2 separate regions of the Homo sapiens genome follow, and region 1 is linked to region 2. Evidence: read pairs that join two places in POLR2A ChIA-PET (ENCODE). Cell type or tissue: PC-3. All regions are shown on one strand. Links, peaks and the distances in the headings refer to the core of each region. The heading gives the core; the rest is flanking DNA.

Evidence for each region. Peaks named below come from ENCODE experiments on the same cell type or tissue, not always from the same donor. Only the 100,000 strongest peaks of a DNase experiment are listed, where the experiment ranks them.
Region 1: POLR2A ChIA-PET joins it to region 2 with 5 read pairs; 2 of 35 experiments call an interaction of 5 or more read pairs at or near these places.

What each region holds. Positions count from the first base shown.
Region 1 is chr3:125,211,300-125,226,444 of GRCh38, forward strand. It overlaps SLC12A8 (solute carrier family 12 member 8), which reads right to left and starts at 1,449. Exons shown (of 14, transcript NM_024628.6): 1 at 1,401-1,449; 2 at 1-95. The coding sequence starts at 50. ZNF148 (zinc finger protein 148) reads right to left here. Exons shown (of 9, transcript NM_021964.3): 9 at 14,370-15,145. RefSeq lists an enhancer at 570-1,169 and silencers at 1,061-1,110, 1,121-1,340, 1,381-1,530. In PC-3, for the core only: no CTCF peak of the experiment used is centred there; no DNase peak of the experiment used is centred there.
Region 2 is chr3:125,495,356-125,510,500 of GRCh38, forward strand. SNX4 (sorting nexin 4) reads right to left here. Exons shown (of 14, transcript NM_003794.4): 2 at 9,268-9,389; 3 at 2,704-2,839; 4 at 2,479-2,628; 5 at 1,986-2,033. Among named protein-coding and RNA genes, the nearest start is that of SNX4, 17 kb to the right of the region's middle. In PC-3, for the core only: no CTCF peak of the experiment used is centred there; a DNase peak (open chromatin) is centred at 6,216.

The DNA.
Region 1 (15,145 bases), core at 3,412-8,411, 280 kb before region 2:
TGCTGGGCTGCCTCATGGAAGAGCTCCTGCACCTGGGACATCTGGGTCATTCTCCAGCAAGCAGGGATCCTGGTGATCTGGACAGGGAGACTGCTCTGGAAGGTAACAGCATCCTTGGTCAGGCTGGCTTCTCCTCTCCTCTCCCCTTGTTGTCCATCCTTTCTCTCTACTAGAATTGTTCAAACTACCAGGCGAGGCCCTGGCTGAGGAAGAAACCTTGTCTACCTCATCTGGAAACTTGGCCGGGTTACCTTTTTGGTACCCAGGTAGATCCCGCTGGTCCTTCAGTGCCCACCTGTGCTCAAACCTTGCTGCCCTAGAACCTCAGGCACTCCCAGCTCTCTCCTTCCCTGAGCTCCTTAAATACGTGAGGGTCAGAGCCAGCTGCCCTGCTGCCCAGCCCTTGAGGACACAGAGTCACACTCCTCTCCCACCCTCAAGTGCCTCGTGAACCCCTCTCTCCAGGAGGAGGGCATCATGACGCACTAGACCTGGCTGCAGGTGGTGAGTGAATGTAGCTGCGCCCTGAGCAGAGGGGAGAGGGGCCATGAGGAGGCTGTTTTGGGGCCCTTCTGGAGCAGGGCCGGAGAAGGGTAGGAGATTGAAGAGGGTGAGTGAGAAAAGGCTGGACAGGACTAGGGCAGCTCCTCAACCCACCCCCAGGCACCCTCCCCTTCGCGCTGGACCTGGCTTTCCTTGAGGGGAGGAGGGAGTTTGTCCCCTTGATCTGTGTGGCGCCTCTCCCCAGCACAGTGCTGCAAGGTAGACGGGGCTCAGGACCCTTTGGTAGAAGGAGGAAGGGGGAGGAAGAGAGCGAGGGGGAGGGTTAGAGCTGATCTTCCTGGGAAGAAGGCGACTAAGGACAGCAGCCAGCGCTGGCGAGGAGGGAAGGCGCCCGGAGCACTGAGTGGGGGGTTGGGAGAGGAGGGTTAGCCCAGTGGGAAGCTGGGAAGGCTGGGGGACTTGGTGGGCTGCAGTCCTGCCAAAAGCCGGGTGACAGGTAGGGAGCCAGAGCACCCGGGTGTCCCCGGCTGCCCGCGCCGCACAGAGCAAGGGACCCCAGGCCTCCGCTCGCCCTTCCCGCCGCCCCGCGGCCTCCGCAGGCCGCCCCGCAGGCCTCCGCCCACATTCACCTGGCTCCTCCGCGGAGCCCCTACCCTCACGTTTGGGCCACGCTGGGACCCGGGCCCCTTGGCACCCCACGCAGACGCGGACCCGCACCCCAAGTACTGGGGCCAGGCCCGTGTGCCGGCGCGCGGGTGACCGGCGGTAGGAGAGGATCCACCTGGGCGGGGAGGTGGGGGCAAAGGTGACCCCAGGCCTGGCTCCTAACTGCGGGCCGGGGAGAGGAACTGTCCCGAGACCACCCTCTCCACCCCCCACAGCCCTTCCGCCCTCACCTGCTCCTGGGACAGCCAGCTCCCAGCGCCCGGCCCGCCCGGTCCCCGCCCCGCCGCCACGTGGCTGCCCCGGCTCGGCTGCGCGGGTCCCAGCTGTCCCGTCCCGGCGGGGGCACCCCTGCCACGCCAGCACCGGGAGTCTCGGGCCCAGGTGGCGAGGAGGCGCTGCAGAGGCTTTCCCTCCGCAAGGGTCGGGCCTTCGCGCCTACCTGGACAAGAACATTCACCTGGGTAGGGGCAGGGCTGGGGGAAAACAGGGAGTAGGGGCCGCAAGCCCACAGGCTCGAAGTGACCAGCCACTGCCTCTCCCCCCTCGACAGTGCAACCAGCGGAAATGCCCAGCCCCGGGACCAGGGGACTAGGGACAGGAGCCTACCCTGTGCGGCTCTGAGGAGTGGCTGTGAGCACTGCACGCAGGACTGAGAAAGCCCGGGATAAGCCCGGAGTGCAGGGAAACCCGCAGCCCCCTGGGCAGATGTGGAGAAGAATCTGGACAAGCTGACCGAGACCCCGGTACCGGGGGTCTCCGTGTGTGCCTGGCTGCGTGATCAGGTGACCCCAGACTCTGAGGGCGTGGAACTGCTTTTGCCAGGAAAGCGCTCTGGGCATGCTGTGTAGGGGTGAATTACCCTTACCCCCTTCACCAAGACCCAGAACTGCCTTTCCTAGGGGTGAAGTAAGGTTTCCAGGGCCTCATGTTGCAGAAAAAAAGAACCCTAAATTAACATACAGAGAGATTAAATTATCTCCATTCCCAATCTGGCATATTTCCTAAACCTTAAATAATTTGAGAGGCTTCCATGTGGGCTTCTGAGAAACAGGAGGGCAGCTGGGAGAACTTCCCACGCCCACAAGCCTTTGTGTGAAAATCCCTAAAAATAGAGGTTGTTCTTCTAAAAACAAAAGGGAAGGCTAAGCCATGGGAACACTGACAGAACCTAACCTCTCGCTTCTGCTCCAGCAAAGACGCGTGTGAAGATATAGAACATCATATTTGCCATTTTTACCATTTTAACTGTACAGTTCAGTGGTATTAATCACACACAATATTGTCCAACCATCATCGCTATTTCCAAAACTTTCATCGTCCCCAATAGACACTCTGTACCCACTAAGTACTAACTCCCCGTTTCGTCTACCCTCAGAGGTAACTCCCCTCATCTACTTCCCGTCTCTATGGATTTACCTATTTTGTGTATTTCATGTAAGTAGAATCATACAATACTTGTCCTTTTGTGTCTGGCTTACTTCACTCAGCATAATGTCCTCAAGGTTCATCCATGTTGTAGCATGTGTCAGAATTTCATTCCCAGCAAAGAAATTTTTAATAACCCATCTCTGCCAGAAAAAAAGACCCCCCAAAAGTTACAGATTAACCATCTGTGAACAAAGGATGAATGGGCGGACAGGCTGACACAGTCACGTTACTGGAATCCATTATGCAGTCACCGCTTGGCATCTGCAGGAAATTAGTTCCAGGCCCCCTGACCAATACCAAAATGCGTAGATGCTTAAGTCCCTGATATAAAGTGATGTAGTATTTGCATTTAACCTACACACATCCTCCCACATACTTTAAGTCATCTCCAGATTACGTATAATACCTAATTCAAGGCCAGGCACAGTAGCTCACACCTGTAATTCCAGCACTTTGGAATTACAAAAATTCCAAATCTCCAGGCCAAGGTGAGAGGATCACGTGAGCCCAGGAATTCAAGACCAGCTTGGGCAACACGGTGAGAGCCTATTCTTTTCCCCACAAAAGAAATTTTAAAAATTAGCTGGGCATGGTGGTGCATGCCTGTAGTCCCACCTACTTGGGAGGCTGAGGTGGGAGGATTGCCTGAGCCCAGGAGGTTGAGGCTCTAGTGAGCCATGATCATACCACTACATTAAAGCCTGAGTGACAGAGTGAGATCCTGTCTTAAAAAAAAAACAAACAAACAATCAAACAAAAAAAAAAAACTATGTAAATTGTTGTTATACTGTATTGTTTAGGGAATAATGACAAGAAGAAAACTTTGTACATGCTCAGTACAGCTGCAACCATGCTTTTTTTTTTAACCAAATATTTTTGACCTGCCTTGGTCAAATCCACAGATATGAAGGGCTGACTGTATTTCCACAGATTCATCAGAATGATCAGCAGAGTCATTTTTCTTATTCACTTTTGGTGGGTCATACATGACACTGCTCTTTTTTTTTTTTTTTTGCCTCAAGCTGGTTTCCTGTTTGCTGTCACCTTCCGATGAGTCTCCCTCTAAGTGTCAACATGAATTTTGAAGAATCTGCATTCAATTCCATATCAGCCTGAGTTAAAAACTTTAGAATGGGGAATCCACCTCTCGCTTTATAACCACCTACTTCCTGTCACTCGTCATTTTCTAAATAAATGAGAAGTTCCCTTCAAAGCTTATAAGCATCTTCTAAACCCAGAAACAAATATAGTTGTTTATTTTCTTCATGTTAAGGCTACAGAAACCTGCCCTTTGCAAAGAAAAATATATATATATCCTGCTTAATGTAGATTTTTCTTATAACAATAACACTAACCTTAAAAAAACAAAAAAACAAAAACAAAAACAAAAAACCTCATGTTGAAAAATAGTATCCTGGCTGGGCGAGGTGGCTTGCACCTGTAATCCCAGAGTTTTGGGAGGCTGAGGCAGGTGGATCATCTGAGGTCAGGAGTTCGAGACCAGCCTGGCCAACATGGTGAAAAACTGTCTCTACTAAAAATACCAAATTTAGCCAGGTGTGATGGTAGGCACCTGTGATTCGGGAGGCTGAAACAGGAGAATTGCTTGAACCTGGGAGGTAGAGGTTGCAGTGAGCTGAGATCATGCCACTGCACTCCAGCCTGGGCGACAGAGTAAGACTCTGTCAAAAAAAAAAAAAAAAAAGAGAGAGAGAGAGATAGTATCCTGCATATCCTTTAAACATTGCCATTTTGAAGATACTGCCCTACATGAACTAGGAAAAGCATGTTTGTTGCATCATTACTTTGTAATACTTTAAACAATGAGAACAACCTAAATGTCCATCAACAGAAGACTGCTTAGATAAACGGTACAGCCATACTATGACAGCTGGCATTAGAAATAATTAGGTGTTTCTGGGCTGGGTGCAGTGGCTCACGCCTATAATCCTAGCACTTTGAGAGGCTGAGGCCGGCGGATCACCTGAGGTCAGGAGTTTGAGACCAGCCTGGCTAACATTTGTTTTTTTTTTTTTTTTTTTTTTGAGACAGAGCCTCGCCCTGTCGCTCTGGATGGAGTGCAATGGCATGATCTCGGCTCACTGCAACCTCTGCCTCCTGGGTTCCAACGATTCTCCTGCTTCAGCCTCCCGAATAGCTGGGATTACAGGCGCCTGCCACCATGTCCAGCTAATTTTTGTATTTTTAGTAGAGACGGGGTTTCACCATGTTGGCCAGGCTGGTCTCGAACTCCTGACTTCGTGATCCGCCCCCTCAACCTCCCAAAGTGCTGGGATTACAGGCATGAGCCACTGTGCCCAGCTGCCTGGCCAACATTTCTCATAAAAATACAAAAAATAAAAACCCCATTTCCTTTTTTTTTTTTTTTTTTTTTTTGAGACGGAATCTCACTCTGTTGCCAGGCTGGAGTACAGTGGCATGATCTTGGCTCACCACAACCTCTGCCTGCCAGGTTCAAGTGATTCTCCTGCCTCAGCCTCCCGAGTAGCTGGGATTACAAGCGCCAGCCACCACACCTGGCTAATTTTTGTATTTTTAGTAGAGACAGGGTTTCATCGTGTTGGCCAGGCTCGTCTCGAACTCCTGACTTCAGGTGATCCACCTGCCTCGTCCTAAAAACCTCATTTCTAATAAAAATACAAAACAAATTAGCTAGGTATCATGGCGTGTGCCTGTAACCCCAGCTACTTGGGAGGCTGAGGCACAAGAATTGCTTGAACCTGGGAGGCGGAAGTTGCAGTGGGCTGAGATGGTGCCACTGCACTCCAGCCTGGGTGGCAGAGTGAGACTCCATCTCAAAAAAAAAAAAAAAGAAGCAAAGAATTAAATGTTTCTATACATGCTATCATGGAACTCTGTTCATCACATAATAATGAATAAACACAGCAAGTCGAAGAATAATGTATAGTGTTGTTTTAAAAAGCAGTGTACACACACACACACACACACACACACACACACACACACACACACACATATATGTGGTTTGTATAGAAAAATATGGCCGGGCGCGGTGGCTCATGTCTGTAATCCCAGCACTTTGGGAGGCTGAGGCGGTTGGATTACCTGAGGTCGGGAGTTCAAGACCAGCCTGACCAACATGGAAAAACTCCGTCTTTACTAAAAATACAAAAACATTAGCCGGGCATGGTGGCACATGCCTGTAATTCCAGCTACTCTGGAGGCTGAGGCAGGAGAATCGCTTGAACCAGGGAGGCGGAGGTTGCGGTGAGCCGAGATTGCACCATTGCACTCCAGCCTGGGCAACAAGAACAAAACTCCATCTCAAAAAACAAAAAAAGAAAGAAAGAAAGAAAAGAAAAAAAAATACACATCAATCTGTTAATAGTGGTTATCTCCAGGGAGGGATTGAGATAGTGAGTATAGACTTTGGTGTATAAATTCTGAATTTTTGTTGTTGTTGTTCTGGTAGAGACAGGGTCTCTGTTGCCCAGGCTGGTCTCAGGCAATTCTCCTGCCTCAGCCTCCCAAAGTGCTGGGATTATAGGCATGAGCCGCCAAACCAGTCAATTCTGGATTTTTATTTATTTATTTTTTCTTGCAACAAGCATACGTTACTTTGGAATCTGGAAGGGGTGGGGTGGGAGATGAATAAGAAAATTAAAAAACAAACAATGTGGGGTAGATTGTATTTCCCATATGCTCTTCCTACAATATGATGTTGGGATTCCTTCAAAAGGAGTTAGGGTCTATGTTACCTCCCACTGAGCCTGAGTGGACCTTTTTAAGTGCCCCAGCCAACAGGAGAAATGGCAGAAATGACACTACATGACTTTGTGGGCTAGGTCCTAAAGGCAATACGGAGCCTGGCTTCCTCACTGTCAGTGCACTTACCCTTGGGATTCAGCCACCATGTTGTGAGGAAGCCACATGGAGAGGCCACATGTTGGTGTTCCAGCCAATAGCCAGTGTCAACCACTGGACATGTGAGTGAAACAAGCCTGCAGATGATTCCAGCCGCCCGCGGAGGCTCCAGGCATTGTAGAGCAAAGACAAGCTGTGCTTGCTGGGCTCTGTCTGAATTCCTGACTCACAGAACCCATAAGAGAAAATAAATCATTGTTGTTGTTGTAAGCCACTAAGGTTTGGGGTAATCTGTTACGCAGTGATAGTGAATACCTAGAGCATCCAACCAAGGTTAAAAAAAAAACATTTTATTTCCCTTCAAAGTATTTCTATTTATTTCATTGTTTGAATTCACTGTTTTTGAAGCCCGGTTATATATATAAAAAGAATAATATTGCTATTAAAACTCACTTTTTTTTTTGAGACGGAGTTTCGCTTTTGTTGCCCAGGCTGGAGTGCAATGGCACAATCTTGGCTCATGGCAACCTCCACCTCCTGGGTTCAAGTGATTCCCCTGCCTCAGCCTCCCGAGTAGCTGGAATTACAGGCATGCACCACCATGCCCAGGTGATCTTGTATTTTTAGTAAAGATGGGGTTTCACCATGTTGGCCAGGCTGGTCTTGAACTCCCGAGCTCAGGTGATCCACCTGCCTGAGCTAGGTGAGACACACAAAGCAATAGGCTCACTACTGTGTGCTTCACCTTGACCTTGAGTTGTTACTGAATAGAAGAAAAGGTGAATTTAAGGCCGGGTGTGGTGGCTTAGGCCTGTAATCCCAGCACTTCGAGAGGCCAGATGCTCCCTCACCTCTTTCCTTCCAGTGGCTGGCACTGAGAAATGCCATCTGTGTGAAGGCTGGCAACAAAATCATAACCTGAAAGATAGCGTCATTTGTCAGAAAGTCTGAACCCTGGAGGGAGATCAGGGCTCCGAAAAGGTCAACCAGAATAGGAATGGGAAAGCAGGTTGAAAACATTAAGTCATGATGTGAATAGGTATGTACACAAAAACATATCTATCTCACAGCCTAGGCCCTGGAACCACAGTCAAAAGTGCCTCGAGAGGTGGCTCACCTAGTGTGGTGCACATTTTACAATCACCTAGGGGTGGTTTCAGAAAATACCAATACCTGGGGGACCCACCTCCAGATATTCTGACTTAATTACTTAATTGGTCTGGGGTGGGGCCTAGAAATCAGCATTTTCTTTAAACTTCTCAGATGATTCTAATGCTCAGCCAAGGTTTGAAAATCATGAGATTTCTAGCCCGATAGTATTTTTTCCCCTCTTCAAAACACCTGAGAGATGGAATACATCTTGTTGGCAGTGGTGTCTTATTGTAGTTACAATTTTCAATGACAGGGAGAAGGTGGATATATCACTAAGGCAGCACAAGTAATTTACTATTTAAAGAGAGTAATTATATAAACTGCATATATATGTTTTAGTTGGTCATTGTGATGCACCTCCCTGGGGCAAGCCTGCGTATTTAAAAAAATCACAGGAATTCTGCACACACTCACAAGGGTTTGCCGGCTCTGAGGGTGGAGCCGAGATTGGAACATAGGTCTCATTCCAATGCCAGGCTCTCTCCTCTGCACAATGCAACCTCTTTAATCCAGGTGAAGAGATAAAACAGAAAAAAGTTTTCCTTCTTCATGGACTTTGACATGCAATTCCAAGAGCCCCAGGTCCAAGAGGGTGTCCTGCCAGAGGGCCACCCAGCATTCCGGGGAGCTGGGAGGGGGTGACTCGGGAGATGCAGGCCGGAACAAAGCACAAGCCCTCACACAGGCTGAGAGAGCCTGGCTCCCAGGGAAGTTGGGGCAGGCCAGTCTCCTCCTCTGGCTTCCCTGGTAAGACTGAGTGGAGAGGGAAGGGCCGCAGCTTTCCTGGTGTCGGGTGTTCAGCTCCTGTTGGACAGGTCTCTCCTCCAGGATCTAGGCTATTTGTTGATTCTGGGGGTTTGCCCTGACAAGAGAAAGTCATTCTGCCTCTATCAGCCACCTGGCATCTGTCATGGGCTGGGACCTGGTGGGAGCACAAAACAAAATGTAGATGCAGAAAGGAGCCAGAGAAACAGGGTCCAGATTATTTTATGATGACAGTGGCAGCCTCACTAGACTGTGACAACAAAGTGATTAGCATTAGCTTTTCCTCAAATACCATCTACGGCAGACCCAGTGACAGGCTGTCTAGAGTGTAGATGAGAGAAGTCAGGTCTGGATCTGAGACCTGATTCTCCCTCTTCACTCTATGACCTTGCCCACGGTCTCCAATGTGTCTAAGCTTCCATTTTCTTACTTGTAGCATGGAGTTAATGATTAAGACCTGCCGAGCCTACCTGGCAGAGTGGTTATGAACATTCTAGAATTTTACTGGGGACTGAAATCCAGATCAGCTATCTCGTTTTCACAATCCACTATTTTCCCTCCCATTTTGAAAATCACATGTCCAGTTTTCTGGTCTTACGGCAGTTATCCAGAGCCTCAAACTCCCTGCGAGTGATTCTTCTGCCGGACCGGCAAGCTTCTCTTTCCATCCTTGGATATAACTCAGGGGCCTGCATCCCCTCCTTCAACCACATTCACCAAACATCTGTTGCTCACCGACTGTGGCCAACACAGAACACAGAGTGGGAAGCAAGACCGCTCCAGGCAGGCGGGCAAGACAGACTTTCATCAAATGCTCACACATTACAAACAGCCGTCTAGAGGCTAGAGAAACTGTACAGAGTGATGAGAGAGATTCTGAAATGGTTAATGTGACCTAATCAGGAAAATCAGGATACGCTTTTCTGGGAAAGTGATGCTAGGGCTGAAATCCAAGGGATGTATGGGGTGGGAGTAGGAGGTTTAATGGAGTGTAGAGAGAAAATAGTGCCTTTGTAGCCCAAGAGGACATGACCAAGTATCCGAAGCTGAAAGCAGTCCAGTGGTGAAAGAGGAGAGAGGATGAGAGCCTTACTGTAGGGAAGGCGGGGGCTACGAGCAGCAGATGACCTCACAGGGCCAAGGTAAGGAATGCCATGTTTCTCCAAGTAACAACTGGGAAGCTTCTGACGCATGGCTGTTATGTGGAGCAAGAACCAGAGGCCAAGAAGAATGCATGTACAGGAACTTACAGAAACCCAGGCAAGACCTGAAGGTGGTTTGGGCTGTGGTAGTAGTAAAGGGAGGGAGGGTTCCAAAGAATTTGAGAAATATTCACAAGCCCTGCCCTCCAGGAGTGGCCTGATTGATTAGATCATAGAATACTTACTGAACCCCATCCAGCAGTGAGCATTTTCCATTACTAAGCCTCACATGTGGACATGTCTCTTTTTTGCTTCTTCTTTTCTTTGCTCCTATGCAACTGGAGCAGTGAGAAAAGGGCTGGGGCCCACCTGCTCACTGATGAGTCCTGGCCATCCTACTCCTTATTCATTCGATTCTCATATACTGAGATGCCCCGGTCAGCACGAGGTGGTAAGGTGCCAAGGGGAAGGAAGTGGCTCTAGAGGCCTTACAGTTCCAGCCACATCCTCTAGCTCATTTCTATACTAGGGTTTGGGAAATGGGCATAGCACATATTGTATTAAGAGGGTGCCTTGTTTCCCACTGGCCATTGATTCTTGTGTGCCACTTTACGGAATTTTTTTTGAAGGTTATGGCAAGTGCGAGTTGTAATTGAGTGCAGAATTCTGGCATTTCCAGGCTCCTGGATGACAGCATCATCTTAATGCCACTGAATTTCCACCACACTTCTAATACCTTCAAATAGCCCTCCGAATGCCTCCTGTACCCCCTAGCATTGTTCATTCATTCACACTTGCTCATTGTGTGAGGTAGCTTTATGCTCTCTGAACTTAATGCCTTTAAGAAGCTTACAATCTAATCCAGGGGGTCTCACAATCTTCTCCTGATGATCAATTTAGTTTTGAATGTTCCTGAAATATGAATACTTAAAAAAAAAACAAATAAACCTAACCTGCATGAGAGGCAGGGCTTCAAAACTCATCACATAGCATCTGCTGGTTGTTTCTATTCGATGTATACCTGTGATTATGGTATAGACACTCAGGAGAAAGAAATAAAAAGAATAGCAAAGAAGGGGCAGAAATAGTGAAAGAAAAATAATGTAAGAGAAAAAAAGGAAGAGAGAAAAAAGTGGTTCCAACATCCTAACCTCATTGTCCATAATTTTGCTTTTGCCTCATGGGTCAGCCAGGTTCCCGTTCCTGACTAACCAATAGCTTAGGAGTGAGAAAGTGGGGACTTCCACCTCAGTATATTCCCTTACTTTTGTAGGATGACACTTCTGCTTATTGTTTCTCATTTGTGGCAATGTATGTCAGTGTTGTTTAGACTTCGTCCACAATGTTCCATCCCGTTCAGTGTATGTGATAATGAAATCATACTTTTTTTGAGACAGGGTCTCACTCTGACACCCAGAGTGGAGTGCAGTGGCACAATCACGGCTCACTGCAGCCCCAACCTCCTGAGCTCATGATCCTCCCATCTCGGCCTCCTGAGTTGGTGGGACTTCAGGTGTGCACCACCACACCTGGGTGTTAAAAGTTTTTTTGAGAGATGGGGGTCTCTGCTATGTTGCCCAGGCTGGAGTCATAGTTTTTTAATGAAGTTTTTTGATTATGCGTTTCTAAGGTTTAGGGCATGTGCTTTATAATACGCTGTACTCCATTTCCCAGTGAACACAAATTATGAGATAAGTAATCACTTATTTACAAAATTCCTATCACTTCTGCCTCACTAACTAGTTATTCCTTGTTGGTCAATTAAATCCAGACAGACTCTCATATCTTCTTCAGTCTTTTGAAAGATAATATTGTCTGCAAGTGAAAGTTATTACATGTTCTGCTTTACATGAGATGAAGCTTCCAATTGTGAGGAAGCCAGGCTCTCTATTGCCTTTAGGACCTAGCCCACAAAGTCATGTAGTGTCATTTCCACCATTTCTCCTATTGGTTGGGGCACTTAAAAAGTCCACTCAGGCTCAATGGGAGGTAACATAGACTCTACTCCTTTTGAAGGAATCCCAACATCATGTTGTAAGAAGAGCATATGGGAAATACAATCTACTCCACATTGTTTGTTTTTTTAATTTTCTTATTCATCTCCCACCCCGCCCCCTCCAGATTCCAAATACTTTGGAATCTGTATTTACTGAATACAGTAAATACAGTAAATACACTTGTCCAACTCTGCTCTATCTTGCTTTTGTGCTGCTTCAAAATCTGGATAGGCTGGGCACAGTGTAATCACACCTGTAATCCCAACACTTTGGGAGGCCAAGAAGGGAGGACTGCTTCAGTCCAGGAGTTCGAGATCAGCCTGGGTAACATAAACAAACAAACAAACAAAAAAACCCTGTCTCTATAAAAAATAAAACAAAGATTAGCTAGATGTAATGGAGCAAGCCTGAAGCCTCAGCTATTCAGAAGGCTGAGGCAAGAGGATCTCTAGAGCCCAGGAGTTCGAGGACACAGTGAGCTATGATCATGCCACTACACTCCACCTGGGCAACAGAGCGAGACCTCCTTAAGAAAATAAATACATAAAATCTGAATAGGGTATGTATTTAGCACTTTACAGTTTACAAATTATCTCAAGTGATTTGACATTCACAGCAATTCATATAGGCATTCTTTACCCTTAATTTGCAGATGAAAAAGTTGAGGTTCAGAAAAATATGTGACTTGAACGAGGCTACACAGATAGATCAAGGCAGAACAGTGATTTAATCCTCTTAAGTCCTCTGCTTATTTCACTGCCCCTTATTTGCCCATGCAGCCTATAGAATATTATCAAACTACAGCTCTACTGTCTCACAATCATCCCCAACAAAAAACATGCATAGCTCATTTAAAGCTGTCCCATGCAGCATTGGATATACTGCCTTGGAAGTATTTTCTTGAAGGATATTTTTAGTCCGAGGTAGGGTGATCACTTGAGACCAGGAGTTCAACAGCAAGCCTGGGAAACATACCAAGACCCTGTCTCTACACAACATAATAAACATAACGGGGCATGGTGGCACATGCCCGTAGTCCCACCTACTCAGGAGGCTGAAGCAAGAGGATCACTTGAGCCCAGGAGTACAAGGCTGCAGTGAACTATGATCATGCCATTGCATTCCAGCCTGGGCCACAGAGCAAGACTCCATCCCCCTCCCCCCGAAAAAAACATAAAACAATCCACAAAAAAAGGAAACCCTATTTTTTACACACATATTACTAGACTCTGTGTTTACTCTCCCCTTCCCCCCCACCCCCGACAACGCACAAAACTGCTCTCAGCCATCTTCTGTGAGGTCTCAAATCACTCTGCATGCATTTACTCTGCTGTGTCCTCTTTCAGCCATTTCGTGATCTAGCAATCAGGCTTAACCCTCATACTGTCTTCACAAAAGTTGCGTTAGGGTGATGGTGCTGAAACTTCCATAGTTTTCCCATAGGGAAAACTACCATATCGGAAGTTTAAAAGGTAAGTTTGGCAGAGGCCAAAATACCTTGAAGGAAATGGCCAAGGAAGAGAAAGAGAATCATACAAAGGGACAGCTGGAAGTTATTTAACATGAAGTACCATAAACATAATCGTAGTCTGGGAGGATTGAACAAGTAGCATATGACTTCAAGGTGTTTAAAATATTAATACCTTTCCATGAAGACTGCTAGAATGACGAATCAGCCTTGGTTTAGTTATTTCTCCACTTCCAGGAAACCATCTCTCACCACCCATTTCCAACCCCGCAGTGGGGTACAGGTGACCCTCTAGTGTATTTTCACTCTAATGTGTGTGAACCTCAGTCCTGTGGTAGGTCAGTTCCTTCAAAACAAAGTCTGTTTCTCATTTCCACAGTCCAGGCTTGAATCCTATCCCTAACTTTGTTACTTTAGGTAGAGTATAATTTTTGACAATGTTCCCTATTTCCACTTTTTTAGTCTGTATATATTTTCTATCTTGTGAAATTTATTAAGATTATATTTTCTAATCCTATCCTAACAAAGGGAATAAATGTACTTACAAGTTTGAGGGATGATATTACTCAGCATAGCACTCAACACATCTTAACACTCATTGTTTGCTTGAATAATCTAAAGTACAATACTGCAACCTGCAATTGATAACACTATAAATACCTTTCACATGGTCAAATAAAGATGCTAATGGCCTCAACCACCTATTATTTGCATGGAGCACAATGCCTGTTATTAAATAGATGATTGGTGCTGAATGAACGCAGGGTCAAAGAAGTCGGCCCCAGTAAGACTCAGATCAATAGAAAACACAGTTCCTACCTTGGGCAAGGCATTTCTTTGGCTCCCTTCCCCACCTTGACACAACATCTTATTTTCAGAACCTTATTAAGAATGAGAAGCTAGGGAAAATTAAGGTTACAACTTTAAAAGTTCATCTGTATTAGTAGGTAAATATGCAAATGCTCAAATGTTCTCTAACAATTCAAGTCCATTTCTAAACTTGAGTTTTCCCAGTCACTTGAAAATCACTTTGAAATGTCATTCTAATTTACAATATCACATTTCACATCCCAGCTCTTACACATATGCATATGCAGCTGTGTGAATGTCTGGGTAAAATGTTCCTTTTAATTACACTTGAAAATGACAAAAGAAAGAAAATTATGAGACCCAAATTTTAGCTTTAGTTCACTTAAAACTTTTCACCTCCATTCATTCTTTATGCATCATATGAATATAATTTATATCCTATCAGGTTCACCAGAGAAGAAATAAAACAGAACAGCCAGCATTCTGAAAAAAAAAATTTTTAAATTCAATCCAAACATATAATCAGGAAAATCTTCATAATCACTTTGTGCATGATAAATTGTCGAGTAAGACTCAATGACAACACATTAATTCAAGTGACTTCAATTTTTTATTTTTTCTTATAATCTTTAGAAGATTGGAGAAGTATCATGTAGAATATCTCCCCTCCCCTCTCCCCACCATTCCTAATCATTCAAGAAAAACTGGGATCTAGGAAATGCATTAGTAGACTATCAGTGGTATTATTATGTACAATTGGTTAAAGCACCATGCTAATAATAAGGCCAGGGTCCTAGGACTGATCATTGCGAGGGCCAATTAGTTTAAATTTGTTCCATGGACCCAGACTGCACTCCTAACCACAGACAACTTTCTTACAATGCATCCCGCTGGTCACAAGCTAGGGTACTGGCAAGGTGGTAGATGGATGAAAACAAATCTCCACTAATGAAAGAAAAAAGAAAAGAAATCCCACGTATGCTGACAGTGGGTTAACAGAGTCTTATCTGTAAAGAAAAGAACACATATTTTCTTCGCTCTATGATAAACACGTTTCAAGTCTAAAATATTCAATGACAGTAACATTTGACTCTTGCATTTTAGAATAACATTCCACATAAAGCTATAATAAAGGCCCTGATAATTGTTACCCAATTTGTGTAACTGTTAATTCCACACAGAAATTCTTTTCTCTTTACGGTTATATCTATGCACCATGATTTTTGCATATTTACCATTCGTTATTTGGTTCAGAATATTGTGAAAAATTCAGCTCGAAAATTATCCATAAAACTGTATTCTATATTTTATTTTTCAAACAGCCAGTGTCCACATTTAAAATGCAGAATTTGCAAATATTAGTCTAA
Region 2 (15,145 bases), core at 3,618-8,617:
ATGCAAAAAGGTCCCATTTCCCTGATGGGAGGAAGGACTTAAAACAAGAAACATCCACAACAAAATAAGGAATACAGAGAGACACATGGGTTTCCGAATTCTCTCCATCAATTTTATTTCTGGCTCACTACATTAGAAGTCTGATGTTTTGAATTATTAATTCTGTATACTGATATTACCTTTCAAATACTTTTCAAAAGTACAATACATAAGGCTCCCCCACAATGAAACATTCTATCTAAATACTTAAGCAGCACCTACACATAAGATTCAAGGCACTGGTAAATAGCAATTTTATAATGATGGAGAAACTCCAGAGTTTTCTCAGAATCACTAAAGTTACGGCCAAAAACTGTATTCAAAGACAAAAACTGATAACTATTAACTGCAGTAAAGACTTAATGACTAGAATTTTTAAATTTTTTGTTATATAAAGAGAATTCACTAAAATGATTGTATTTTAATCTTTTCCTTGTTAGCTTTTAACATATCAAACTATTTTTCAGAAAACTCTATCTAAACATAAATCGGTTTTTAAACTTCCAAGTTATTTCAGATCCATCCCTAAACTCAAATTCTACCATTCTCTCTGAGTGTTATAAAGTGATGAATTACAGCCAAGAAAATTCTAATTGTTTCAGTAGAACTGTCAACTAAATATTTATAGCTAGGCACAGTAAAACTAGCACTTCGGGAGGCTGAGGAGAGAGAATCGATTGAGCCCAGGAGTTCGAAACTAGCCTGGGCAACATAGTGAGACCTCATCTCTACAAAAGAAAAATTTTAAAATTAGCTAGGTATGGTGGCACGCGCCTGTAGTCTCAGCTACTTGGGAGGCTGAGGCAGGCGGATCGCTTGAGTCCAGGAGTTCAAGGCTGCAGTGAGCCATGATCACACCACTGCACTCTGGCCTGGGTGACAGAGCAAGACTCTGTCTCAAAATCATAAAAACTCCAAAATATTTATAAATTAGAATCAGTTTATGACAGAACTGGTTTATCATATTTTCTCTGCAGAAAAAAATTTTCCTCCTTCTAGTCTGTTTTGTGCCAAATTTCAAATATCTATGGGCCAATGCATGGGAAGTGTTTTTTAAATTACTGTAAAAAAATTTTCTTCTTCTTGTCTAGACATATTATATTGAACTTTTGGTACTGTATTATCATGTGAGTCATTGAACAATTTATATTATGTTATATATCAATTTATATTCTGTTAGTCTACTTACCTATTCAGTTTACACCAGAGATGAAAACTTTAAAAAGTTTGTAATAACCTTTGTTGTATTTCTTTTAGGGAAGAAATAAACAGCAGCATAGAACTCAAGTGTCCAGCTTACCACTACTAATGCTCCTTGATTTTCAGATCATCATCTCATTCCCAAACACTAATTCTAATGACTAAATTTAAAAAGCTGTTACAAAAACTAAATAATCCTGTACCACTAACAGATAAAACTTAGAACTATTTAAAAATGACTCCTTTGTCCCCATTTCAAACTGACCACCATGTCTCAACAGACAGAAGAAGCATGACTAAGGGCTTATCTTTTAGACTGCTAAGGTTGGACTCTTTCATATGTGATAGAGTGAGCAACTGTCGGGGGCAGGGATACGAATGGAAACAGGACAGAAGAAAAAAAGAGGCAAGGTATAATACTAGTACACTGGGGAAAATCTACAACTTGTATTTAAATTACTGCTTCATTACTATAAACACTAACTAAAAAAAAAAAAAAAAAATTCACTGTTACAAAATGTTCTTTCCCTGTAGAATAAATTTGCCCATTATAGTCTCATAAGTAACTAAAATTACACAAATCAAAAGTGAATTGTAGTGTTTCTTTGAAAACCTTACCAATGATATTTATTGTAAGACGATTTCCAACATTCATTTATTCAATAAATACCAAGTTCCCAATGAGTGCATGGCACCATGCTGGGAACTGTAAAGGAACATGGCAAATTTCATATAAATATTCTTACCTTCAGCTGAAACCCAGTTTCATTCACAGTCTCCTTCCAGTTACCTTCCTAAAAATTGAAGTTAATTTTAGAAATCATTATTGCAAAGCAAATATTCCAAATTAAGTAAATTAAATTTCTATCATTCTGTTCTTACTTCAGCAGGAATTGGAGAGAGAAGTTTAAAAAAATTTCTTTTCACTTCAAAATTAAACATTCAATCCAACTTCTAAAAGATTACCAAAGGTGAACCCAAGATTTTATAGATCTGGGCTTCAAAATACTGAAGACAAATTTTAATATTATTTAAATGATACCAAAAATACCATCATCAGTATCTTTAAATAGAAAAAGTTAACCAAAAGAATGACATAATCCATTAATTAGAAATTCATAACAAAAAATAAATTGCATATAAATTAATGAAAAGATCCTTAAAATAAGTATTCTACAATTTTTTTAAGAAACCCAAATTAAATGAATATTTTACTAAGACTAAATAAAAGAAAAATACCTGTGTTAAAAACAGATAGAAGATTTTGTCTCTACAAAGGATGGGATGTGAAGCAATCCTCAAGAGAAAGTTTTCTAAACCAATCCGTCGCCTCTCCACAAAATCTGGATCCATGTTGTCAGCAGAGAGTTTATGCCAAACAAATTCTGCCTAGGTAAACAAAATAATCATTAAGAATAGTCTCAATGCTGAATACTTCTAAACTACTGCCATTTCACTTCTTACCCGTTTTTCTGGCAGAGGTGGCACAACAATATGTGGATAGTAAACTAAAAGGTAGCTTCTCAACAACTCAAATTCACTATATCGCCGCCATAGTGAGTCTGTTAGGACACTCTGACCATCGGTATGTTCAACTGACCTGAAAAGGAACAGAACAACACTTGTTATTTTTTATAAACAAAAATACATACACATAAATACAATCACCTTTAAAATTATAACTACAGAATGATTATGAACCAGGCACTAAGTAAAGAACTTTTCATACATTTTTCTTTTTTTTCAAGACAGGGTCCCACTGTCGCTCAGGTTGGAGTGCAGTGGTGCAATCACCACTTACTGCAGCCTTCGCCTCCTGGGCTCAGGCAATCCTCCCACCTCAGCCTCCTGAGTAGCTGGGACCACAGGCACATGTCACCACATTGGCTAATACTTTAATTTTTTGTAAAGATGGGGTCCAGCTATGTTGCCCAGGCTGGTGTCAAACTCCTGGGCTTAAGCCATCCTCCTGCCTTGGCCTCATGTATTTTCATATTTAATCCTTATGACAACCCTGTGAGGCAGAGATTTATTATCCTCATTTTACAGATGAGGACACAGCTGCACAGTATATGCTCTGCCTATGATCACAAAGGTCTGTGGATAAAGCACTCAGATCCATCTGATTTCAAAGCCCTTACTCCTAACCACTTTCTTTCTGTTACAGAAAGCCTGTTTAAACATAAGAGAAACAGTTTTATTAGGAACACTCTAAAAGCCTTAATGCATAAATAATTGATTTTATAATATGATAAAATCTAGTTTAGCTAGTGTTTCATTAAATAAAAAGCATTTTTAACTTCACTTCTGCCAAAATGAGAGAATAACATTCACAACAAAGACCAAGACACCACAAAAACTTCAATTTAGGTTATTAATAAATCAGATTAATCCAAGTACCAAGAAATATCCAAAAGAACAAAATATTAGTTAGCTCTGAAAGAGTGGCGAAGAGGGGTCATAAAAATTCATCTCCAGTCTTACTTTTAATTATAAAGGGCTGGTAGGCAATGCCATGTCTCATACATACAAAAGTTCAATTTACTTTTGGCAGAAAGTTAAGGTAAAATCATATAAAGGATATTTTAAATATTTTGACTACTTAGGATTTCTTGCCAGCATAAGTAAGACCTATTAGGAAGCACCAGTCTTCTAAACATTATCAGGACCTTGCTATTTTCTAATTTGCTTGACAATAACCTGTTTGCCCTCCATGAAATGCACAAGGTGTATTTGTACATTAGGACAAAAAGTCACAGAACTTAAATCAGTCTCCAAATAGTCTAGAGAAAGTATTTACATCATGCCATGCTCAGCACAATAGATGCTCATTTTTATCATTTTTTAAGTTTGCTACTAAATTTATTCATTGCATATTAATAAAAATGAACCAAAATATGAAATGCAAAATTCACAAATGGCTCCCATGGCAAAAAAATAGAATTATTAAATCATAATTCATTTTAAAGAGTATACCTAGACATTAGTTATAACTAATACTATCCCAATTACAATGCCCAACTTCAGCTGAAAAATACTTGGGTTAATCTCAAGTTTCAAATTATTCAAAATCACTACCAACAAAACCCAAAACTTGTAAATAAGTGGATAAATAAAGCCTATAAGCAGTACACCTACAGGGCTGATAGAAGGTCTGCATAAGTGTTTAAAAAAAAAAAAAAAAAAAAACGCGGTTGGATGCGGTGGCTCACGCCTGTAATCCCAGCACTTTGGGAGGTCAAGGTGGGTGGATCAGGAGTTTGAGACCAGCCTGGCGAACATGGTGAAACCCCGTCTCTACTAAAAATACAAAAAATTATCTGGGCGTGGTGGCAGGTGCCTGTAATCCCAGCTACCCAGGAGGCTGAGACAGGAGAATTGCTTGAACCCGGGAGGCAGAGGTTGCACTGAGCTGAGATCGCGCCAACGCACTCCAGCCTGGGCAACAAGAGCGAAACTCCATCTCAAGAAAAACAAACAAACACCAAAAAAAAAAACCCAAAAAGGCAGGGTCTAGTAGTTTCATTATAAACTGACTAAAAGCACAGAGAAGACTTTCATTAGACCCCAAAACTACCTCATTTATCTAATCACTCAACAACTATTCAATAGTACCTAAATGGTTTTACTTGTAATATTTAACCCCCACAATGAAAATATGATCATTAACCATGTTTTACAAATTAAAAGAATTAATAACATACTGCCTTCCAAGCCATCAAGGCATTACTACCTATTCTAAAAGAGACATATATTTATTTTAAAAGAGTTCCTATTCAATGAAGAAGAACACATACAAAAATCTCTTGGGGAATTAAAAACCAGGGACTTTAGTTTTATTCAATCTTAGCCCACTAAACTATAACACTATAGAATAGGCACATATCAAAAATATCCTGTTTAACTTTAAACTTAAGAATTTACTGGCCAGGCGCAGTGGCTCATGCCTGTAATCCCAGCACTTTGGGAGGCCGAGGAGGGTGGATCACGAGCTCAGAAGATCAAGACGATCCTGGCTAACACAGTGAAACCCCGTTTCTACTAAAAAATACAAAAAATTACCCAGGCGTGGTGTTGCGCGCCTGTAGTCCCAGCTACTCGGGAGGCTGAGGCAGAATGGTGTGAACCCCAGAGGGTGGAGGTTGCAATGAGCTGAGATCGTGCCACTGCACTCCAGCCTGGGCGACAGAGCAAGACTCCGTCTCAAAAAAAAAAAAAAAAAAAAAAAAAAAAGAATTTACTTTGGAAGCTAGAGTTAACACTAATTTTTAAAGTATTTTTTAGGTGGCTAATTTACAAAAAAAAAAAAAATTACAGAAACAAAACCCTCTCGACAATTGGACTACAGACAGTTGCTAAATGGGCTTTCTACTTGTATCCAGAAGGTAGGTAGGTAGGTAAGCTACATGACAGAAGTTGAATTTCTAGTTAACATGAAGGGTCAATAATATTCATATTGTCCACAACTGTCTGCAAAACACTGAATTACAGAAACAATACTACATAATTAAATTAAGAAATTTGATGATTGCGGTTGATGAAGGTCAGTTAACCTTAGGGATAGTATAAAACAATCTATTCAAAATCAGTATTTCTCAAATCCCATGTCTATATGATGTGGAGTAGGGAAGAATTTCTTAAAACAGAAAAAACATAAATCATAAAGAGAAAAGACAGATAAACCTGTCTTAAAATGGAAAGCCTTTGTAGTTTAAAAGACAACAATCAAAATCATGGTCCAGCTGGGCACATTGGCTCACACCTGTAATTCCAGCACTTTGGGAGGAGGCCAAGGCAGGCAGATCACCTGAGGTCAGGAGTTCAAGACCAGCCTGGCCAACATGGCAAAACCCCATCTCTACTAAAAATACAAAAATCAGCTGGGTGTGGTGGTGCAAGTCTGTAATCCCAGCTACTTGGGAAGCTGAGGTGGGAGAATCACTTGAACCTGGGAAGAGGAGGTTGCAGTGAGTCAAGATCATGTCACGGCATTCCAGCCTGGGTGACAGAGCGAGACTCCACCTTAAAAAAAAAAAAAAAGGTCCATCGCCCATCTGTACTGAAAGCAGCTGGACCTTTAAATAAAAAATGTAAAATCCTGGGCCCTACCCCAAATCCTGCAGTTGTTTAACCAATTTTTCAAGTAATTCCAACATGTTTTTAAGTATAAAATCCATGTTTTAAAATAAATTTATATTGAAATATAGTTGTGAAAGTTGACTCAATAATCCTTTTGTGTGCCACACATTTATTGATGATCTACTTAAATATGTATTCACAGTCTAGCTATTACTGATGTATGGTCACTTCTAACTCCCAGGTTCAAATTAGAACTGGGCTACAGAAGAAAACAATGATCCTTTATTTATTTCAAAGTCAAGTACAAACATTATTAAGTTATTCCAGATTATCCAAATCAAGGTTCTCTCCTAGCAGTAAAAGTAATCAATACCTATGTGGGTGAAAAAACAGGCATATACTAAATATATCCTTTTTCATTGTAAACTTAAAATTTACTTAGAAGGCTACAGCTAACACTGTTTTCTAAAGTATTATTTTTAAAGTGGCTAATTTAACTTAAAAAACAAAAAAACAGAAACAAAAATCCTCTCACAGGGCCATGATCTTTAAAAAATAACCTTACAAATCTCTGGGATACATAAACATACATATGTCATGAAATGACCTAAGTTTGAAAAGAACCACATTACCTCTCTCATTTCCTAAACTTCTTACTGTATAAAAATTTTCTTTCTTTTTTTTTTTTAGAAGATTCTTTTCTCTCTTTTTCTTTCTTTCTGGTAGAAGGAAAACTAAATTTTCAGAATTGTCTGTAGACAATCTTCACCAAGATTTAAACTTTTATTTTAGGCAGAAACACAGACCTGGAAGAAGCCTTGAAAAGTCACAGGGTTCAGCACTAAGGCAAGCTCACAGGTAAAGCCTATGAAAATGGTAGGTTAAAATTTTTTTTCTTAAAAAAGTATTAACATTGGCCGGATGCGGTGGCTCGTGCCTGTAATCCCAGCACTTTGGGAGGCCGAGGTGGGTGGATCACGAGGTCAGAAATTCGAGACCAGTCTGGCCAACATGGTGAAACCCCATCTCTACTAAAACTACATGGTGACGGGCGCCTGTAATACCAGCTACTTGGGAGGCTAAGGCAGGTGAATCACTTGAACTCGGGAGGCAGGGTTTGCAGTGAGCCGAGATCGCGCCACCGCACTCTAGCCTGGGTGACAGAGTGAGACTCCATCTCAAAAAAAAAAAAAAAAAAGTATTAACATTAAAACATTGTTATAACACTTAACTTGGTTTGGTAGTTTTTTTTTTTTTTCTTTTTTTGAGACAGCCTCTCGCTCTGTCACCCAGGCTGGAGTGCAGTGGCAATCTCAGCTTACTGCAATCTCCACCTCCCAGGTTCAAGTGATTCTCCTGCCTCAGCCTCCCGAGTAGCTGGGACTACCACACCTGGCTAATTTTCATATTTTTAGTAGAGACGGGGTTTCGCCATGTTGGCCAGGGTGGTCTCAAACTCCTGACCTCAGGTGATCTGCCTGCCTTGGCCTCCCAAAGTGCGGAGATTACAGGCATGAGCCACCACGCCCAGCTAGGTTTGGTAGTCTATAATTTTACCGGCTATCAACAATTCTCTCATATCTATTTGTTTTAATTGAAAGCATTTCTGCTCAATCTCTGCAGACAGAAAAGAAATAGTACACTATTCTTTATATAAATTGTTAATAACTGACAACAACAAATTGAGTCTTCCCTTGCCTTTCTTTAGACAAAACAACTCTAATTCCTTTAGCTTTTCCCTTAGGAGGTAAAAGACAACTTTTCTGGTGAGTTTTTATTTCCTACTCCATAATTTGTCTTTTCTATTTTTACTCACCAAGTTCTTTTTCTTTGTTTTTTAAAGGTGTCTACTTCCCTTTATTCTTAATTTACTCCAAGTTCTAAAGCACCAATCTCAATGTTTCTGTTTGTTAATTTTTTGTAACTCCCAACTGTCCTAAGAGGATTCAGACCTTATTCTCTACTCCTAGAATTCTTTGTTAACCATTTCCACCTGCCCAAGTTCACTTCTACATGCCAGAGAACCTGGTATTCTTTTACAGAATTGCACAGGGATTCTAAGACCAAGGAATCCTCCAAAGCATGTATCGTTATTTGATACATGTTATTTATTCCAGATTCCAAAAGTATTCCACTAACCTCCCCTCTCCCCACAAAATAAATTCATTAAAATATAGCTATCTACCAAGAGTATCACAGCAAAAGATACAGCTGTTTACCCATTAAAAGATAAAGACACAGGGCTGGATGCAGTGGCTCACACGAGTAATCCCAGCATTTTGGGAGGCTGAGGCAGGAGTATCACTTGAGCCCAGGAGTTTGAGACCAGACTGAGCAACAGAGTGAGACCCCATCTCTACAAAAAATTTTAAAACTGCCAGACACAGTGGCTCACACTTGTAATCCGAACACTTTGGGAGGCCGAGGCGGGTGGATCGTTTGAGATCAGGAGTTTGAGACCAGCCTGACCAACACGGTGAAACCCTGTCTCTACTAAAAACACAAAAAAATTAGCTGGGTGTGGTAGCACATGCCTGTAATCCCAGCTACTTGGGAGGCTAAGGCAGGAGAATCGCTTGAATCCGGGAGACAGAGATTGCAGTGAGCCAAGATCATGCCACTGCATTCTAGCCTGGGCGAAAGAGTGAGACTCCATCTCAAAAAAAAAAAAAAAAAAAGCCAGCCATGGTGGCTCACGCCTGTATGCCAGCTACTCAGGAAACTGAGGTGACCCCAGGAGTTTGAGGCTGCAGTGAGCCATGACTACACCACTGCACTCCAGCCCAGGCAACAGAATGAGACCCTGTCTCAAAAAAAAGTAAAGAAACAAAGTCAATCCCGAAAAAAAAAATAACCTTTAAAAAATTCTGTTATACAGCAGAGTCTGCATCAATAGCTATCAGAAAAAGCTTTCTGTCTACCTGCCCAGGTGTAATTTCTGTTACCCACCTTGTTTCAATGAGGTAAGCAGTATATGTTTCTTGCATGTTCATGGCATTTCTTCCAGTTCGTTTTTCTGCTTCTGAAACACTGATTTCTATCTTCTTCAACCAAAAATTATTGTGTGTCATCTGGACAAAAGTAAATAAAACAACAACAACAACAAAAACCTTTAAGATGGTACTGAAAAAAGCCTCAGCTATATAAATTAAACCCATTATTGGGTTTATATATTTCAAAATAGTTACTTATAGTTCTTGAGTTGCCAGGGGTTGCAAAATGGCAGCAGCAAATGATAGCCTGTCAACAAACAAAAGTACATTAACTTTTCCAGAGGTATTTTAGTTATGTATGTATTTATTTTTATTTTTTTTGAGACCAAGTCTCACTCTGCCACCCAGGCTGAAGTGCACTGGCGCGATCTCAGCTCACTGCAACCTTCACCTCCTGGGTTCAAGGGATTCTCCTGCCTCAGTCTTCCAAGTAGCTGGGATTACAGGCACGCACCAACATGCTCAACTGACTTTGGTATTTTCAGTAGAAACTGGGTTTCACCATGTTGGCCAGGCTGGTCTCAAACTCCTGACCTCAGGTGTTCCACCTGCCTTGGCCTCCCAAAGTGCTGGGATTATAGGCATGAGCCACTGCACCCAGCCTTCCAGAGGTAGTTTAAAAGGTAAGAAAATATCTTAAAAACACATTAGACACAAAGGATTCTGGGAGGATAGTGGAGTAGGAAGCACCAGGAATCCATCTCCCCACCTAGACGACAACTGCACTGGCAGACTCTGTCTGATGTAAGTATTTGGGAACTCTGGAGTCCAATAAAGGCTTGCAACTCCCAGGGGAAGGCTTGGATGACAAAATGTGGTTAATTTCAATCAATTTCAGCTACCTATCCCTTAGTGCCTAGCAGGCAGCTGTGCAGCATTCCTGGAACAGCCTGATGCAGCCAGGGTAGGCAAAAAGGGCCTTGTTCTCCAAACATCCAGGATCTGTCCTCTGATCACCAACTGCTTCTTCTAAGAGGCACAGACGAAGTGGTGGTCATTGCTGTTGCTCCTCCCCATGTTGTTGCAAGCCTCTTGTCCTGGCTGAAGTGACTTCCAGGGGACTTCAAAAGCCAGCATCCTGTTTTTCCTCCCTTCATTTTTCTTTTGACCCCCTTTTGTAAGCCAGATGTTAAAAACTTGGACCTTCAGCCAGGTGTGGTAGAGCGTGTCTTTAGTCCTAACTACTAAGGAGGCTGAGGCAGGTGGATCAGTTCATCCCAGGAGGTCAAAACTAGACTGGGAAACACAGGAAGACTTTGTCTCTTCAAAAGAAAAAATTGGACATTTAAAAACAACTGGATTTGTGAGGACAATTAGAAAATAATCACACATGCCCAGGAAAAGGCTCAAGCTCAGGAAAGATCTATAAAGACTTTAAGTTTACACCTCTCTCAGGCTGATCTTTGGCATGGAGACAGCCTACAGTAATTAAAAAATAAATAAATAAATAACAAAAACAGCAACCCCCAGGGTAGGAGAAGAATTCGATGTCCAGAGTTACCACATTATTACATGCAAATGCCTAGTTTTCAACAACAACAAAAAAAATCACAAGGCATATAAAGAAACAGGGTGGTATGATCCCTTCAGAGGGAAAAAATACATCAACAGAAACTGCTCCTAAAAAAGACATGATGACAGATCTACTAGAAAAAGACTTTATCCCTTTTTTCATTTCTTTTTTTTTTTTTTTAGACAGAGTCTAGCTCTGTCACCCAGGCAGGACTGCTGTGGTGCAATCTCAATTCAGCGCAACCTCAGGCTCCTGGATTCAAGCGATTCCTGTGCTTCAGCCTCCTGAGTAGCCAGGATTACAGGCTTGTGCCACCATACCAGGCTAATTTTTTTTTTTTTTTTTCTGAGACAGTCTTGCTCTATCGCCAGGTCGGAGTGCAGTGGCACGATCTCAGCTCACTGTAACCTCCACCTCTTGGGTTCAAGGGATTCTCCTGCCTTAGCCTCCAGAGTAGCTGAGACTACAGGCCATGTTGTCCAAGCTTGTCTTGAAGTCCTGGGCTCAAATGATCCACCTGCCTCAGCCTTCCAAGCTGCTGGCATTACAGGCATGAGCCACCATGCCTGGATGACAAAGACTTTAAAGTAATCATCTTATAGATGCTCAGAGAACTTAAAGAAAGATGTGGAGAAAGTAAAAAAAAAAAAAAAAAAAAAAAAAAAAAAAAAAAAAAGATGTATGAACAAAATAGAAGTATCCAGTACAGAGATAGAAAACTTAAAAAGAAGCCAAAAAGTGGCAGGGCATGATGGTTCATGCCTGTAATCCCAGCACTTTGGGAGGCTGAGGCGGGCAGGTCACCTGAGGTCAGGAGTTCAAGACCAGTCTAGCCAACATGTTGAAACTCCATCTTTACTAAAAATACAAAAACTAGCTGGGTGTGGTGGCGGGCGCTTGTAATCCCAATCTCAGCTACTCAGAGACTGAGGCATGGAGAATTACTTGAACCCAGGAGGCGGAGGTTGCAGTGAGCAAAGACCACGCCACTGCACTCCAGCCTGGGTGATAGAAAAAAAAAAAAAAAAAAAAGAAACCAAAAAGAAATTCTGGAGCTGAAAAGTACAATAACTGAAATTAAAAGTTCACTAGAGGGGTTCAAAGGCAAATTTGAGCAAGCACAAGAGAGAACTGGCAAACTAGAAGATAGGAGAATGGAAATGATCAAGTCCAAGGAACAGAAAAAAGATGGAAGGAAAGTAAACAGAGCTTAAGGGACATGCAGGACACCATCAAACGGACCAACATGTGCACTGTGGTAGTAAGGAGAGGGGAGAGAGAAAAAGGAGAAGGGACAGTATCTGAAGAAATAATGGTTGAAAATTTCACAAATATGATAGAAGAAATGTATATAAACATCCAAGAAGCTTGACAAATTCCAAATAAGATGTTTACTGAGACACTTTATAACTTTTCAAAGACAGAATCTTGACAGCAGCAAGACAGAAGCAACTGATCATATATAAGGAATCTTCAATAAGGTTATCAGCAAATTTCTCATCAGAAACTTTGGAGGCCAGAAGACAGGGAGCTGATATCTTCAAAGTGCTAAAAAATAAAAATAACTGTCAATCCAGAATCCTATATCTAGCAAACTGTCCTTCAAAAGTGTGGGAAAAATTAAGACATTTCCAGAGGCAGGAGAATCGCCTGAACCCAAGAGGCGGAGGTTGCAGTGAGCCAAGATCACGCCACTGAACTTCAGTCTGGGCAACAGTCACACTCTGTCTCAAAAAAAGAAAACAAAACAAAAAAATAATGAAAATGAAATTATAAAAATAAGTCCATTTACAATAGCATCAAAAAGAAAAAATACTTGGGAATTAAGGTGGTAAAAGACTTGTACAATGGAAAGTATAAAACACTGCTAGAAATTAAAAGAAGATAAATAAATGAAAACACATCCCATGTTCATGATTTGGAAGATTTAATATTATGAAGATATCAAAACTACCCAAAGCAATCTATATATTCGATGCAAACCCTACGAAAATCCCAATGACATTCTTTGACATTCTTTGCAGAAATAGGAAAACTCATCCTAAGAGTCATATGGAATCTCAAGGGACCCCAAATAGCCAAAGCAATCTTGAAAATGAAGCATAAGGCCAGGTGCGGTGGCTCACGCCTGTAATCCCAGCACTTTGGGAGGCTGGGGCGGGCGGATCACGAGGTCAGGAGATTGAGACCATCCTGGCTAACACGGTGAAACCCCGTCACTACTAAAAATACACAAAATTAGCCGGGCGTGGTGGCAGGCGCCTGTAGTCCCAACCACTCAGGAGGCTGAGGCAGAAGAATGGCGTGAACCCGGGAGGCGGAGCTTGCAGTGAGCCGAGATCGCACCACTGCACTCCAGCCTGGGCAACAGAGCGAGACTCTGTCTCAAAAAAAAAAAAAAAGAAAATGTAGCATAAAATTGGAGGACTCATACTTCCTGGTTTCAAAACTTACTACAAAGCTACAGTAATAACAACAACGTGGTACTGTCATAAAGACAGGTATATAGACCTATGAAATCAGATAGTCCAGAAATAAACCCTCGAATATATGGTCAAACAATTTTGTGACGAGACAGTTCGATGGGAAAAGGACAATTTTTCCAACAAATGATGCTGGGAAAACTGAATATCTACATACAAAAAAAATAAATTGGACCCTTACCTAACACCGACACAAAAACTAACTTTAAATGGTTCAAAGACCAAAGCACAAAACTCTTAGAAGAAAACACGGGAAAAGTTTCAAGACACTGGATTTAACCATGGTTTCTTGGATATGACACCAAAGGCACAGGCAGTAAAAGAAAAAATTGGCAAATTGGACTCCATGAAAATTAAAAATGTCGTGCATCAAAAGACAATATTAACAGGCCAGGCGTGGTGGCTCATGCCTGTAATCTCAGCACTTTGGGAGGCAGAGGCAGGAGGATTACTTGAGGTCAGGAGTTCAAGATCAGCCTGGCCCACATGGTGAAACCGCATCTCTACAAAAATACAAAAATTAGCCAGGCGTGGTGTCATATCTGTAATCCCAGCTACTCAGGAGGCTGAAGCAGGACAATCGCTTGAACCTGGGAGGTGGAGGTTGCGATGAGCCAAGATTGCACCACTGCACTCCAGCCTGGGCAACAAGAGCGAAACTCCGTCTCAAAAAAAAAAAAAAAAAAGAGAGAAAGGACAGTATTAGAGTAAAAAGGCAACCCAAAGAACAGAAGAAAGTATTTTCTCTCACGGATCCAGACTATTTAGAGAACTCCCAAAACTCAACAACAAAATACAACCCAATTGGGCTGGGCATGGTGGCTCACGCCTGTAATCCTAGCACTTTGGGAGGCCAAGGCGGGTGGATCACCTGAGGTCAGGAGTTCAAGGCCAGCCTAGCCAACATGGTGAAACCCTGTCTCTACTAAAAATACAAAAAATTAGCTGGGTGTGGTGGTGAGTTGCCTATATTCCAGCTACTTGGGAGGCTGAGGCAGGAGAATCACTTGAGCCTGGGAGGCAGAGGTTGCAGTGAGCTAAGATCATGCCACTGCACTCCAGCCTAGGTGACAGAGCGAGAATCTGTCTCAAAAAAAAAAAAAAAAAAAAAAAAAGACCCAATTCAAAAATGGAAAAATGAGCAAAGGACTTGAACAGACATTTATTTTTCTGAAGAAGCACATGAAAAGATAATCAACATCACTCATCATTAGGTAAATGCAAATCAAAACTACAATGAAATACTGCCTCACACCTATTAGAATGGCTACTATGAAAAACAAACAATAGAAAATCAGTGTTGGTGAGGATGTGGAGAAATTGGAACCCTCGTGCCCTATTGGCGGGAATGTAAAATGGTGCAGCTGCTGTAGAAAACAGTACAGTGGTGCCTCAAAAAATTAAAAATACAATTACCATATAATCCAGCAATTCCATTTCTGCCTAATATATCCAAAAGAATTAAAAGCAGGGTCTCAAAGAGATATTTGCATATCCATGATGTCATGGTACCATCATTCACAATAGGTAAAACAAGGAAGCAATGCAAATGTCCATCAACAGATGAATGGATTTTTTTTTTTTTTTTGAGACGGAGTCTTGCAGTGTCGCCCAGGCTGGAGTGCAGTGGTGCGATCTCACTGCAAGCTCCGCCTTCCGGGTTCACGCCACCATTCTCCCGTCTCAGCCTCCCGAGAAGCTGGGACTACAGGCGCCCGCCACACGCCCGGCTATTTTTTTGTATTTTTAGTACAGACAGGGTTTCACAGTGTTAGCCAGCATGGTCTCGATCTCCTGACCTTGTGATCCACCCGCCTCAGCCTCCCAAAGTGCTGGGA